Regions from separate parts of the Homo sapiens genome. Here region 1 is linked to region 2. The links are chromatin loops, found by intact Hi-C in ENCODE. Cell type or tissue: K562. All regions are shown on one strand.

The links. Peaks named below come from ENCODE experiments on the same cell type or tissue, not always from the same donor. Only the 100,000 strongest peaks of a DNase experiment are listed, where the experiment ranks them.
Region 1: it touches region 2 in a loop (5-fold over the local background); 1 of 110 quality-filtered maps calls a loop at or near these places.

The regions. Positions count from the first base shown.
Region 1 is chrX:47,796,278-47,798,777 of GRCh38, forward strand. No RefSeq gene overlaps it. Among named protein-coding and RNA genes, the nearest start is that of ZNF81, 39 kb to the right of the region's middle. In K562, no CTCF peak of the experiment used is centred here; no DNase peak of the experiment used is centred here.
Region 2 is chrX:47,674,639-47,677,138 of GRCh38, forward strand. No RefSeq gene overlaps it. Among named protein-coding and RNA genes, the nearest start is that of UXT, 17 kb to the left of the region's middle. In K562, no CTCF peak of the experiment used is centred here; a DNase peak (open chromatin) is centred at 1,493.

The DNA.
Region 1 (2,500 bases), 120 kb after region 2:
ACATATAATTTAACTTTTTCTCTTTGTGTGAAATCAGGCCATCAGAAAGGTGTGTCCTCAAATACTCTTGGTTGCTTGTTATAATACATTTGCTGAGATTTGCTTTGACCCTAGGCCTTTTGCTGCCTCTGAAGAATGCTCTAGAACAGAGGTAGGCAGCCACCCTCATTTGTTTACACACAGTCTATGGCTGCTCTCATGCTACAACAGCCGAACTGAGTAGTTGCTACAGAGACCATATGACACACAAAGCCTAAAATATTTATTATCTGGCCCTGCAGACAAAGCTTGCCAAGTCCTGCTCTAGAAGATAGCAGAAGCAAACACAATACAGTAGTCTCCCCTTATCCATGGTTTCATTTTCTGTGGTTTCAGTTACCCATGGCCAATCACTGTCCAAAAATATTAAATAGAACATTCCAAAAATAAACAATTCATGAGTTTTAAATTTTGCACTGTTCTGAGTACGTTGATGAAATCTTATACCATCCCACTCCATCCTGACTGGGACATGAATCATCCCTGTGTCCAGTGCATCCATGCTGTATACCCTATCTGCCTGTTAGTCACTTAGTAGCCATGTCAGTTATCAAATCAACTCCCGTGGAATCACAGTGCTTGTTTTCAAGTCACCCTTATTTTACTTTATAATGGCCCTGAAGTGCAAAAGTAGTGATGGTGTCAATTTGGATATGCCAAAGAGAAGCCATAAAGTACTTCTTGTAAGTGAAAAAGTGAAAGTTCTTGACTTAATAAAAGAAAAAACTTGTATGCTGAGGTTGTTAAGATCTACAGTAAGAATGAATTTTCCATGAAATTGTGAAGAAGGAAAAGGACATTCATGCACAGGATATGTAGGAATCAGTACTATCCATGGTTTCAAGCATTTACTGGGGGCCTTGGAACATATCCCCAGAGGATAAGGGGGGACTGCCATACTACTACTATACACGTGATGGAGTTGCTATAAATAACAGTGTTATTTATACCCTGGGGGATACATGACTTGCTGTCCTGGAGAATTGAAGGACATCTTGTTTCTAGGCATGACTGGAACAGAGCCCCAGTGTTCCAGCCAGTCCCTGCCTATTTCAAGATGTTGCCTTCCCAGAATGTTCTACAGTTATCTTGAGAACTGCAAGTGAGAAAAGAGGGAGAACCGGGTCAGTCTAAGGCCACCCAGAGTTATTATATTGCTATAAATAACAACATTATATATTAGTCAATATATAGTCATATATTGAACATATAGTCAGCCTAATAATAGGGTTCTGTGACTAGTTGTTATAGCATAATTATGAACAGAACCCCCATGTATCAATTTATATGAAGATTTATCAAAAATCTTTTGAAAACTCCATCCAGAGAGTCTTTACTATAGAGGAATTGTCACATTGTCCTTGTGACAATTAAATGTAAATTATATAATTGCTTATATTTCTTTCATTCTATATCTGCCACAAAGAACACAACTTTATAGTTTAATTTTAATAACTATTGCAGGACACTTCTCTGGGTGGTCTTGGACTGACCCGGTTCTCCCTCTTTTCTCACTTGCAGTTCTCAAGATAACTGTAGAACATTCTGGGAAGGCAACATCTTGAAATAGGCAGGGACTGGCTGGAACAGCTGGGGCTCTGTTCCAGTCATGCCTAGAAACAAGATGTCCTTCAGTTCTCCAGGACAGCAAGTCATGTATCCCCCAGGGTACAAAACCCAGGGTGAGTTGCTTTCTGGGGTCCCTCAGCTGTGGGGCAAGTGAGGCATACACAGACAAGACTCCTTCCTTCTCTGGCAGCTTTCCTGAGCCTCAGGGGACCCGCTCATAATGATTCCTAGGCTTCCATTGTCCCTTGCTGCCTGTCTGTAAGTAATAAACCTGATTCATGTAACTTGTGTGTGTGTGGATGTTCTGTCCCACTGGACTCAGAGAAGTTGGTAATCAGTGCACAGTGAACCTGTTTCGTATCTATGTTACTAAAATTCATTCAACACTGCATGAATATTTACAGTCCACTGATGCTCTGTTGTTGACTGTGTCAACATTGTCTGTGTTTTCCCTGATCATATTATAGATTCACATGTATTCATGTTACTATTCTGATTATTATAAACCTCCTAAATCCAATGGTAAATGGAAGCAATAACTAAACAAAGAAACAAATGATGACTTAGCAGAGACCAGGTCTTTTCTGGTTCTTTTGTAGAGAAGAAAAGGGATCTATGAAGTCAGAGTTGGGGAAGTGAGGATGTACAAGTGAGGGGATACCTTGCAGAGTCTAGAATCAGCAGGGAGCTGCCTCCCTTCTCCTCTAGGCCATGGGGCTGAACCCTCCACATCCCCCCTCTCCTCCATCAACTACATTATACAGTCCACTGAAACACGCAGGTCTCTGGATAAGCTGCTGAAAGGGGACATAGACATTGGAAGTCAGAATGGAACTGATCTATTTGGATTTGGAAATACTCATGAGTACCCAGACTTACAGATGATATTGTC
Region 2 (2,500 bases):
TAGGTGATTCAAGACTGTCTTTCCTACCTTCTTTAGTGCCTCTTTCCTTAAAATAATATTAAAACCAAGTACTGTGACTGCTTACCTGCTTTTTGGTTCTTATGAAGGTGGTTTTCTGTGTGTGTAGTTGTTCAATTTGGTGTTCCTGTCGGGGGACAATCAGTGGAAGCTTCTATTTGGCCATCTTGCTCTGCTTCCAAGCCTCAGTAGTTTTTCTTGAATAACCACTTCCCAATTTGTTATATTACCTTGGTAAATTTCCAGAGTCTTTAACTGGTTGTTTTTGGCAATTTTGTCCACTTTTGTCATGGCGTTTTGTGGAGAGGATTGCCAAGCTCCTTAGTCAACCTTTCCAGATGTCTCTCCCTTCCTTGTAACTAGAGTTTTGATTGCATCACTTAAAAAGTGTTAGTATGTTTCACAAAAATGTGTACCAGTATGAATTAGCAGTATATTTATTTATTTATTTGTTTGTTTATTTTTTAAGACGGAGTCTTGCTCTGTTGCTCAGGCTGGAGTGCAGTGGCGCAATCTCGGCTTACTGCAACCTCCGCCTCCCTGGTTCAAGCCATTCTCCTGCCTCAGCCTCCCAAGTAGCTAGGATTACAGGCATGCACCACCACGCCTGGGCAATTTTTGTATTTTTAGTAGAGATGGGGTTTTGCCATATTGGCCAGGCTGGTTTCAAACTCCTGACCTCAGGTGATCCGCCCGCTTCAGCCTCCCAAAGTGCTGGGATTACAGGCGTGAGCCACTGCTCCCAGCCTTTGCCCATTTTTTAGTTGGGTTATTTATTTATTTTGTTTTAGCAAAGTGTAAGGGTTCTTTATGTGTACTTTTTGTGCCATATCTGAGAAACCATTAAGGGGCAGGATTTGAATACATATCTGGCTCCAGCATTCATGTTCTTAACCATTACACCACGCTGCCTGTCTTGAATTAGCAGTTTAGATATAAATGATTTATGTATGTCGTGACTTAGACTCTTGATTTATTCCAAACATGCTTAGTCACCATGCAGTATCTGTATTTTCACATGTGTATTTGTATATATGTGATGATTGTGACACATAAGAATGGTTATTGCATTATTCCCAACAATAGAAGATAATGGTTTGAAGCAGCAATAAGTGAGTACTATTATTGCTCTCCCTATTAATGGTGCCCTTATTTCAGTGATGACGTTCTCTGTCTTTTTTGCCTATCACTTTTGTTTAATATTCTTTCCTCACTTCTAGAAAAAAATGTGTTTCTTCTTTAATATCTGATATGGTTAATGACAGAGCAGGAGCACCGTCATCTTGGACAAACACCGCCACTCTAAGTTCAAGCTCCCTTTCTAGCCTCATGCATTTCAAGGAAATCACTTCTTTTCTAACTACAAGCAGCCAGAAAAGAGCAGACAGTAAAACACAGATAAGACAGCTCAGGCACAGAGGGAGGCGGGGGGGAAGTCTCCTGGGTAACTGCCGAACTTCACCCTCATACAATGGACCCCAGTGAAACAGTGGGCCTTACTAAGCACATTCCTTTCCCTTCAGGTGCACTAAGATAGGGAAGCTAAAAGTAGACTGGGGGGGTATGCCTGCAGCTGCAGGAAGATGTATGGGAACAGACACAAAACTCTCCCTCCCAGATAAGCAAAATGAAGAGACACAGAAGCAGTCCAAGCCTCTGATAAACTCTCCCACCCTAAATCTTTAAAAACTCTTAGTCTGTAAGAGAGTGGGCTCTGATCTAACTTGGCCAGAATCCCCTGTCAGGTTTGTTTTCTCTAAAATAAACCTGTCCTTGACTGTTGAGCCACCTTTCATGTTTCTTTCCTCTTTCTTTAATTCTTAGAATTAGGCTTTGTGTTCCCCACCCAAATCTTATCTTGAATTGTAATCCCCATAATCCCCACGTGTCAAGGGAGAGACCAGGTGGAGGTAATTGAATTGAATCATGGAGGCAGTTTCCTCCATGCTGTTTTCATGATAGTGAGTGAGTTCTCACGAGATCTGATGGTTTTATAAGGGGATCTTCCCCTTTCACTTGGCACTTCTCCTTCCTGCCGCCTCGTGAAGACAGTGCCTTGCTTCCCCTTTGCCTTCTGCCATAATTGCAAGTTTTCTGAGGCCTTCCCAGCCATGCTGAGCTGTGAGTTATTTAAACCTCTTTCCTTTATAAATCACCCAGTCTCAGGCAGTTCTTTATAGCAGCGTGAAAATGGACTAATACAATATCCCTCATAGCAGATGAAATATTGCATCCTTACCATGGACATCTGTGGTTAATCCATTGGTGTAACTTGACAAACATAGTCAGATGGTGTTTAAAATATATTCACACTTACATAAATAGACATCACTTTAAGCTTACTGCACTACTTATTTCTTAGTTACCTTACATTACGTAACAGGAATAATTTTTTTGTTTTATTTTTCTATAACCAACTGAAAGAATAAGTCATATCCCATTCTAGTATGTTCTGAAATTTTTTAAGGCTTTAATGTTAAAA